Regions from separate parts of the Mus musculus genome. Here region 2 is linked to region 1. Evidence: chromatin loops called from intact Hi-C (ENCODE). Cell type or tissue: heart. All regions are shown on one strand. Links, peaks and the distances in the headings refer to the core of each region. The heading gives the core; the rest is flanking DNA.

Region 1 (5,379 bases), core at 237-5,236:
AACAGTGAAGCAGGAGAGCACCCCAAACCGCCACTGTCCCACTTTATCATTTAGTATAAAGGTCTTGTACTCAAAACAGTGTGATGTTGACAAAGCAATAAATAAATAAAGCAAAATACTCAGAGTCAATCGACACAAAGGCAGAAAACTGTTCTTTGACGAAGGAAAAATCGAGTACAATGGAGTGGTGCAACACCTGGGCATTGTCAGGAAATAGGAATCTTATATTCTTCATAACAATATACACAGTACTGCTATAAAACTCAAAACTATACAACTCTTACAACACTGGGGAAAACCTATGTGGTCTTAAGTATAGTGATAACATATTAGACTATCAGGAGTCATGACCATAAAGAAATAGTTGATAAACTGCACTGCAGTGAAAAAAAAAAAAAAAGATATCTGCTTTACAAAGACATTCTGAAGAGAATAAGAGAAAATATCAGTCTAGGAGAAGAAAAATGTAAGAGACTGACACAGTTGAAGGACCAGCATACTAAATGTTCAAAGAACTCTAAATGAAACAATAAATTGTGTAAATGTGAGCAAAGGTATGAATAAATTCTCTATCATCATATGTCATTAAGGAATTGCCAATTGGAACCACTGGACACACCCCTCTCAGATACACTGATGAGAATACAAATCCTGCCAGAAATGTGAGCAGAGGAACTTTTGGGCTTCACTAGCATGAATACAACATGGCACAGCCACCAGGTGTAATTTCCAAAATTCACCTGTAAGCCACACCTGCGCAGGAACCAGGTAACTTCCTGGAATGCTGGGAACTGTAGTTCTTGGGAAATAACAACGTCTCATAGGAAAGTACAATGGTCTACAAGTTTGGCCTTATAAGCCCCTGCTATGCATGGCTTGAGGCCGTTCCAGCTGGGAAATTCCAAGGAAATGATCCTGACCAAAGTCCATCTCTTGGTCAGTATTTAATATTAATATTTAATAAACACTTGTTATAAATTTGGCTCAAAATGGTGGAGTTGTTGTTTTGTTTTGTTTTGTTTTGTTTTGTTTTGTTTTCTGGTGAACTGCAGGATAAATGCTGGAAAGGTAGTTTTCTCATGAAGTTAAATATATTCTTACCAGACTACTCAGCAATCACTCCAATGTGAAACAAAAGAGTTTGAAAGTTACCTCCCCACCAAATTTTCACACAAGAATGTTGCTGCTTGCTCTCTTTATTGTTTCCAAAACTTGGAAGGCCCCACGATGTCTTTCAGTAGGTGAATAAATATTAATCTAGACAGTGGATTGTGCTGCTAACACAGGCCTGTAGTCTCAGCCACTCAGGAGTGTGAGGCAGGAGAATCTCCAATGCCTGCCTAGTGCAGTGTAATGAGACCCTGTAATGAGGCCCTGTCTCAAAACTAAAAGTCAAAAAGAGGGTTAGTAATACAGCTTAGTAGAAGAGCCTTTGACTTCCATGTAAGAGAGGTTCAATTCCCTATACATACTGGAGCGTATGTGAGTGCGCACACACACACACATGGATGCTGGGGGGAGGGAGAAATAGGAGGAGAAGAAGGGATAAATATAATTGCATATTCTGAAGTGCTGGAGGCCAATATGACAAGGTTGCACAATGAATGTGTGCTTCCAACTACATGACCTTTTGGAAAAGGCAAACTGTGGAGACAGTTAAGTGATGGGAGGTTGCCAAGTATGAGGCTGGAAAGAGGCAGAAACAGCCAGAGCACAGAGGGCCTTTCCTCCACAGAAACTAGTCTACATGGCATTATAATGTTGTTTACGTATAACTATACACTCAATATACAGCCATAGATAGTGCAAGGGGGATATTAAAGCTCATGTTCTGGACTTAGAAGCTAGATTGTAGCAACTGTAGCATCCCTGGAAAGGATAATGATAGTATTAGAGGTTGTGTGTGTAAGGACAGGAAGATGTGGCAAATCTCTGTACCTTTCACTTAACTTTTCTGTAAACCTACAACTGGACTGAAATGCTATTTTGTTAAAAACAACTACAAACCTGAAATAACATTCTTTTTCTTTTAATTTTTGATGATTCATTTGTCACACACTTATGCAGGGCGTTGTGATAATACCCCCAGTACACTCACTTATCCTTTGTCCACTCCCGCTTACAGCTATTTAGTACCAAAGGTTTCTTAAATGTGTTCATTCAAAAAAAGTTCTCAAGGTTCCACAAAGTTTTTCCATTTCCTTCCAGAAGGTGGCATGTGTGTACTATGCTCAAAAAGCCCTCCACTGATTTTGTGAAGTAGAGGGGGCGAGGGGGTGGGGGGGGGGGAAGTGGGGGGAAAAAAGAAAGAAAGGAAGAAAGAAAAACTTTCGCAGATAGTAAAACAACTTATAAACCTGTTCGGAGTAATTTCAGCAGCTGGAGTGAAATGGGAGCCTGCCGCAGACAGGGCTTTCCGTGGCAGGGCGAGCTTCTATAGACATACATACCTGCGAACACGGGGACCCATAACTTAATTTACAAGTGCCTCAACGCTGAGAGACTACTTGCGGAGTTGACGCTCTGGAATTTGTTACGGTCACTAGAAGCTGCATGGCATAAAAAAAAGGTCACAAGCTGTGGCTGGAATGGTGGACAGGAACAGAGTCCTCAGACTACAGAACTCAGCCAACTTAGCCTTGGATTTGCAGGGCTCTGCTCCGAGAGCTGTTTGAACTTGAGAGAGGAATCCTCTAATTAAAAGGCAATTACACAGAACGTCTGCCTAGTAATCCCCTCCGAGCGTGTTAAACCCACAGATTTCTGGGCTTTAGAGACCCTGAGGTCAAGAACATCTTTGGGACTGGTGAGTCTACATTTAAGAAGCATCCTGGAATGGAAAATTTCTCAGGTGTCTACGTACATCAGACTGCTAATGAAGGCGACGCCATGGACAAACCTTGAAAACAGGATTCCAAGCAGACACAAGAGGACGGCTGGGACTTCTGAGTCTCAGGGTACCATTAGATCAGGATGCCTGGTTTCTGGATTTTCTATGAAAAAAAAAAAAAAAACAATTACAATTCGTAATGGTTAAGACTGTATCCAGAGTGTCAAGGTTAATTATCAGAAAATATCAAATGCCAATTTCTTACAGCCCCTGCTTTTGGCGCAGTATCATGGTGTCCCGGGGCAGAAAGAACAGAAAACAGCACACCCTCTTTGCTCCTTCAGTCTTCCCTGTCTTCTTGTTACCTTGTGCAAAAGAACCCGACCAGAACAATACCCCTAAGAAACAGTTGGAGGTCAGTGAACTTTGGTTGCCCATTTGCTCACTCATTCAGTAGTAATCAATAATCATGGGGTACTTTCCAGACTGATTTCTAGGCCCAAAAGAATGAGTTATGAAGAACACAGTCATGGCAGTCAAGTCAACAATAAGGAAATAAGCAGACGCATTCAAGAGTAAGACGGTATCTGTCTGTGTGCTGGGCTTAAAGAAAACCAAGGTTGATTGACATGTAACCAAGAAGGAGAATGTTGTTTGAGCTAGCCTCACCAGGGTCAACTGCATGGGGGCAGTCACACTGACAGAGGTGCTAGAGACAGCGCATCATCTCAGACATTTCCAGGACAGCCTTGGGGAAGGGGATGTGTATTCTTCAGGGACAGCTCCAGCACTGAATGATAAACACTGGAAGAGGCAGGTTGAGTTGAGCTCAGCTTAGGGAAGGACTCCCTAGCCTAGCAGAGAGGGGATTCATACCCAACTGTGGCTCACCATGTCCTCGTTTCATTGTCTGTAGCACTTCGTTTAGGCCTCACGGTCGCAATGGATGGTAAGAGGAGTGATGCCCATAGAGTGGAGAGGTTTGTCTGCTCCCAATCTAGCTGTCTGATCAAGTGAATAGTCACTTAATAGAAAGTCACTTGAAGGAAACTTTCATTGAATGCTAGGGAAAGCCGGACATCTCTTCAACCCTTACCTCAGTTGAGTAATTTAAGCTCAGCAAATGGGTGACTCTGCATACTTTAGTGGTTGGCTGTGCTGGGTGTATGTATAGACTCCAGAACTGCAGGCTCTTCTAGTCATACGTTGGCTCAGTATAAAGCACACGGAGGTGACCAATTTACGTTTCCTGAAATAAAATAGCTCCCTGGCTCAGAGGGAAATGAATGAGTTAGAGACCCTTAATCTTGTGATCTCCAAACACTGCCAGGAGCCCTAATTAAATCACAGAAAACACTGAAAAAGCAAATAAGACATACTCCAGATTCCAGCCAGGTAATGGAAAATTACAAAAACTCTTGAATACCAATAGGCGTGTTTCCAGCTTGACTAAGTGCGAAGCATAAATTCTCGGGGGGGGGGGGGGGCTTTCATTGACTACCTCCCAGAGGAATGCAGCCAAATGGCATTGGAATACCTCTTTCAGTAAGAATTCAGACTGTAGCCCAAACCTGCACTTCACAACCAGCACTGGGAGGAGCAGGAAGGGCAGGCATTGTCTCATGATCTAGATCACTTTCCTTCCTCAAGAGAACCGTTTCTTGACTTGCTTCAGGAAATAAGATCATATGTAAACCTTGAGCAGACAGCTCCGAACCCAGTGGTTCTCCAGAGGGGCCAGGACATCTACCCCGGGTGAAAAGGGAAGACAATCAAGCCGAGGGTTACTTGAGTACTGACTGACCTTCCTGGAGATTAGAGTAAGGAGTGAAATTGATGACTCCTGTGACTGTCCTCGGTTTTGTCAAAATTACCCAAGTACTGATTCCATTTAGCTCCACAGGGAAGACCAAGATTGGGAACAAATGGCTGCAGGGTCCAATCACAACACACACAGTCCCTGCAGGCCAGACATGCCCATCACCTCTGGACAGCTGCTTCTCCCACTATGCCACTATGCCATAATCCTACATCCAGTCAAACACAAACTACATTAGGGCACAGTCTTCAGCATCTTCCTATGCAATAGTTAGCAGAGGAGAGAGGAACATATAGCTGAAGTCTAGTGCAGTTGTCAGTTCTGACCTGGGTTTGAAAGAGCACGGGGTGTGTGAGAGTGCAGGGTTTGCATTTAGAGCTGTCCACTCCGTAAAGGCAGTTCTGTTTCTAACCTGTCCAGCAGAAGAGATGTTTAGTGGTTTATATGTGCATTCTAAATCACAATTTATTTTAAAATAGCTGAACATTTACTAAGAGGGTACTCTTGACACGTGAGTCCATCAATTCTCAGAAGAACAAGCACTCCACGTGATGTGCGTTGCTTTTGCCTAGTTCGTACTCCCTGTATAGGTTTGTGGGTGGTGGTCAGGACTGTGCCTTCATTGAAAGAAAAGAAGGATAAACAGATTGGGCAGAGTATTTTATCAAACACAGCAAATACAGTGACCACTAGACAACTGCCGTCTCTGTCTTCATCAGCCCAATGAGTC
Region 2 (5,379 bases), core at 266-5,265, 250 kb after region 1:
GGTGGACGGGATTCTAGCACAGGGATTCTAGCATAGAGTCTGAAGGGAGCTTGGAGGGAGGGTTTGTTTCCCTCTGGATGGGGCTTTGTGGAGGAGACCCCGATGGGGCCCCCGGAATGCAGGGCCTCTTTCCGGGCAGCCTGCAGGGCACTTGACCCGAAGCTGCTGTCAGTCATGAGGCCTCTGTGTTACTAGGTTGTGTTTCCACTGCTCCCACCCGGGTGGTCCCAGATCTGGATCAACAATGCCTAGCTCTGTGTGGCCTTCTCTCGGGGCCAGGGCAGCTGAGTGCTACGACTGGGGCACACTCTGAATGAATAAGCCCACAAAAAGGGAACGGGGAGGGAAGGGAACGGGTGAGTTGTGTCCTAAGAAGTGATGAGAACATCCACTGTGCCTAAAGGTGGGGGGTATTGGGGGGGAGGAGCCCAGCCAGGACCACCACAGAGAATGCTCTGGTTTGCCACCTGAGAAGTCACCTGAGCTACACCTAATTCTAAAGTGCAATAACAGGAGGGCTTAATGGGCTCAATCTGTATAAACCATCTAGTGGCTTAAAATCCCCAAAGGCTCTCCTTTCTTGGTTCCCTCGGTCACCTTATCTATGCAAGGTCTCTCAGAAAGGCTTCATTTTCCTAGGGACCCTTCAGCTTTTCTCTCCCATCACCTCTCGGAGATCCTTGACAACCTGTGGGTCATGACCCCTTGTGAGGGTCAAACGACCTTTTCATAAGAGCTGCCTAGGGCCAGCAGAAAACACATAGATTATGATTCTAACAGTAGCAACATCACAGTTATAAAGTAGCAACCAACTTTATGATTGGGGGTCACCACAACACAGGGGTTACAGGACTAGGAATTAGAATTAGGTTGAGAATCACGGCTCTAGACTGTAGATTATAGACTACAGAGGACTCTCATTCTCCCATACTTTCTCAGACACACACTTGCACTCTGAAGACAACATGGCAACCCCTTCCAACCTAGGACAGAGCTGTCCAGCCCACACAACTGCTACTCCAGCCTTGGGTTTCAGGACATTCTTCTTTCACTAAGTTCTAACTCTGAAGGAAGGGTTATCACATAAAATATGGCAGCCCATTAAACTTTAACTTCAGGTAAGGAACAAATATTGTCTTAGTGTAAGAATTAAATAAATAATACAGTGATTATGAAATGGAAGACACTGGAAGTTCTATTATTTGATAATATGGGAAGCCCACATACAAGTGAAGTGAAAAATAGAAAATAATTCCTATTTGCCTTAGTACAGTGGACATAATATGGGAAAAATATGTGTTGGGGGAGGGGAGTTTTTGTTATAACCACTTCAATTTTTAATTGCTAAGTGAAAGCAAAAACATTCTTTAAAACTCCCACATCTAGAATTTCCTACAGTTTCTTTGTCCTGGTAATATTATCACTGATTATGTCCTTGTAAATCTTGTGGCCACCATTTAAAAGCCTGATGAATCACTTTTGAGGCTCCACGCAACTGTCTTAAATAAATTAAATGGTGTTTAGCTTATCTGTACTTGAAGTACTTTAAAGCTGGCATCTGCTTCTCTCTCTCACTCTCCTCTTCTCTTCCCCCATCCCCTCTCCATCCCTACTCCACATAGAACATTCTCTGTAACCCATTAAAATACAGACATGTCTCTGGCATTGCTTTTAAGAGATAGCACATTTTCCCCTTTACTTGAGGGTGTCTTTTAGAAAAGTACCTATGTGTCTGCCCTATTGTCCTGTTCAAACGTGACCAATTTTCCAGGAGCTGTAAAGAGGGAAATGGGGAATTTTTTTTTTTCAAAATCTTTTCCAGATTCCAAATGGCAGTCATTCCACAAAAGCCCCTACATTAAGCCAGGTATGATGGCGTGGGAAGCAGGGTCCAACTGGGACAGCAGAAGGAACAAGTAGAGACACTGTCTCCCACCTAGGAGATGGTGGGTCCATAGCCGATTTCAAGACCGCCATCAATCTAATGGGAAATGGCATCAGGTGGCAACTTAGGAGCGCTTTCTCTAACTGTGTAAGTTTGGGGAAATTTATTGAGTCCTGAAAATGCCCAGACAGGAGCTTGGAGACATAGCCATTGCAAGAGAAAATAAAAACCATTTAGAATCAGCTCAGCTGGGAGCACTGAGCTGATCAAAACGGTCTCGGCCAGGAACACCTATCTGAAGACTACCACCCAGAGCCACTGCATTCAAACAACAGGATCCCAAAGCCGGCTTGCTTTTAAACCTAGGAGAACTATGCCAAACAAACAGAAAGCACAGCTGTCCTAAGGAAAATGTCACGCCAGGCATAGTAAACTTATGCCTGTCCTTATACTTCAGCAGGTTGAGGCCAAAGTACCACAAGATTGAAACCAGTTAGGACTACCTAATGAGATCATGTCTCAACCTGAGAGAGAGAAAGGGGTGGGGAGAAAAAAGAGAGAGAGAGAAATGTTTCCTGAAACTTAAAGACCTTCAGATGTTGTTTAATCCCAAATCTGGACCCAATTGGTTAATCTATGTCATAATATACCTGACTTCTCAATCGGCTTGCAAAAGTCGCTGGACCTCGGTGATCCCTTCTGTACCTGTGGAGGTCAGATAAAGTCGCCATCCCCAAACCAGCTTTCTCATTGAGTTACCATGTTAAAAGGAATGCTCATGAAGTGAGCGCTAGTTAAATGGCACATAAAGAAGTTCAACTTCTTTATCTCGGATGTATGTAATTATTCACTTTGCAGAAGTGGTAAATGAATAAACGGGACACATATACATCATTTATATACATGTGTGTTCATCAAATTCTCAGCTCAGTTCTTGGCACTCTGGACGGCTCTTGAAATGTTTATAACGAAACGGGCCAGTGAAGACAGAGAGGCTTCGCGGTCCGCAGATGTGATGGATGGATGGAAGCAAGCCCGCGAGAAGCTGCAAGAACTGCTGTCTTCTGGGAGGGAGGCTGGAAACCAGACTCTCCGAAATCTGACAGAGCTCTTCTGGAGGGGCTCCGGGCGCTGCACCGGGGCAGAGCAGATTCCCCTGCCAGTGTCTGCGATGCTTTTGTCAGTGCTGGCTCTCTCTCAGCAGCCCTGCGCTGCATGGTGGTTTTGTGAAGCGCATAATTCGACACTCCGGGGAGACCACCCAGCTTCCTCTCCCAGAGTCTCCCAGGGAACAAAACTGTCCCTCTGTGTGCCAGTGACCTCCCCCTCTGCCGGCCCCCTTCCCACTGCTGTCCCCCACCCCCACCTCCCAGCCAAGGGGAAATGGAAAAGCCAGTCAAACCTTCCCTGGTGGGAACCAGGAGATTTGCTACTAAAGCAGCCCAGAGAGGAGGCCACTCTAAGCCTGGGATACTGCTGCCACCCTGTGGCAAGGACCTCCCGACCCAGAGCGGCCCACACCGTATAAACCACCCAACATTCTCTAGAAACTCCTCAATGATGGGCTCCAGGAGGGCTGTGGAACGAGAAACAGCTCAGAAGCCCGAATGAAAAGTGAACTTGAGTAAGTCCGTGTCTGCGGTGTGATTCCCAGTGTGTAGGACGGGATGGATAGTAACTGGGAACTTACAGGAAAGGCTAGTTCCCCAGGCCCCATCCAGGGCTCTGGAAGGTAGAACCCAGCAGTGTGCTTTAACAAGACTGTTGCGCGCCAAGGTTTTAGAACGTCTGATCCAGAGTCTGAAAAGGCAAGGACCACGAAGCTAACCACCAGCGTCCTTATCTCTTCTTCTCTGGCCCTAAACCTCCCCATGTCTCTCTTCGTGCATTTTAATTTCCTAGGATTGTGGCAGAATAGATACAAAACAAAGGAAAAGTCACCGATGTGCATACATGCTTACTGGTTCAAAGACTTACTGATGCTTTAATTAAAATTTAATTTTTTAAATTTAATTTAAAAATAAATTTATTGCTGGGCAGTGGTGGCACATGCCTTTAATCCCAGCATTTGGGAGGCAGAGGCAGTCAGATTTCTGAGTTCAAGGCTAGCCTGGTCTACAAAGTGAATTCCAAGACAGCCAGGGCTATACAGAAAAACCCTGTCTCGAAAAAATAAAAAATAAAAATAATAATAATAAAATAAATTTATTATTTGAGGTAATAAAATTTTTTGTCGTACCACTCAACCCATCGAGAAAACTCAGATCCTTCATTTATTTGCCAGGTATTTATGGAGTGTCAACCTTATCTCAGGCACATTAATGTGCACTGTAGATAAACCTACCCCTCCCTCCACCACCACCCCCACTCCAGAGCTCTATTTTATTCAGGTGTAAAATAGATTTTCGAAGACTAAACTATGTCACCTCCAATGTTTGTATATTGGAACTCAACCCCAGTGAACATGTATTTGGAGAGAGAGCAAGCTCAGAGCAAAGGCCACGTGTCTGAAAGCCAGAAAAGACCAGCTCAGAGGTCAAACATGCGGGTGCGCCAAGGGCTTTCGGCCCCCAGACTGTGACCAATAACTGTGTGTCCTTTAAGCTGCCCAGTCCGTGCTGTTGTGTTAAGGCAGCCCAAGCAGATTAAGATGTAGGACAGGTATAGTCAATGATGGGAAGCACACCAGTGCAGGGTGACGTTCGGAGAGGAACTAGAGAACTTTAAGGACGGGGTAGTCAGGGAGGCTACCCGGGCAAGTCTCCTGTAAAAGATCTTAAGGAAGTAAGGCACCAGCCTTGGATTCATAGGAAAGAAAAGGCTGGTGGTAAAACACCTCAGGTGGGCATTGGTGGGCTTCCCCGGGGGAGGCAAAGTACCACAAGGAGGCAGTGTGGCAGAATGGGGGATGGAGCCAGACAAGGACCAAGGGTCCACTTGAGAGGGTCTTACAAATCACATAGGAGAAGAGGGCTTTAGTCTCGGCGTGCCGGGTTGCCTCCAGCAATGTAAGGGTTAAGAGATCTTTCCTTTAGATTCGAATGTGTTCCTGTCAAAGTTTACACATTGGCATCACAGTGATAGTGAGCAGTGGGCCTTTAAGATGTGAAGATGGGACTTCTTCATGGACAGTGGCTGGAAAAAAAAAAAAAAGGCGGCTCCGTGCAGCCTTCTGTTCCCAATACTCCAGCCTTCCACCATGTGAGGACAGCGTTCTCCCGATCCAGAAAACGAATTCCTCACCTAACCACAGAACCTTTATCTTCATTTCTCTAGCCAGTAGCATTGTGGGAAAGTAAATTCTTGCGCCTTATGCCCCAGTGCAGGGCATGTGATTGTAGTGGGACTAAGACGATATGTAACTCATCTGCTTATCCTCCGGTGTGCAATCCCTCCCGGGTAACGCAGCCGCTTCCTATTAAGATGGTTGGCACCCTGTGTCTCTTGGTGTCCCCGCCCCCTCTTCTCCCCTCTACATTCTTCAATCTGCTCCC

Evidence for each region. Peaks named below come from ENCODE experiments on the same cell type or tissue, not always from the same donor. Only the 100,000 strongest peaks of a DNase experiment are listed, where the experiment ranks them.
Region 2: a loop joins it to region 1, with 16 times the contacts of the local background. A loop is called at or near these places in 27 of 42 quality-filtered maps.

The regions. Positions count from the first base shown.
Region 1 is chr15:8,882,063-8,887,441 of GRCm38, reverse strand. No RefSeq gene overlaps it. Among named protein-coding and RNA genes, the nearest start is that of Ranbp3l, 83 kb to the left of the region's middle. In heart, for the core only: a CTCF peak has its summit at 2,194 (motif pointing right); no DNase peak of the experiment used is centred there.
Region 2 is chr15:8,627,383-8,632,761 of GRCm38, reverse strand. No RefSeq gene overlaps it. Among named protein-coding and RNA genes, the nearest start is that of Gm46508, 47 kb to the right of the region's middle. In heart, for the core only: a CTCF peak has its summit at 3,382 (motif pointing left); a DNase peak (open chromatin) is centred at 3,361; H3K4me3 peaks cover 1,567 bases; H3K27ac peaks cover 1,327 bases.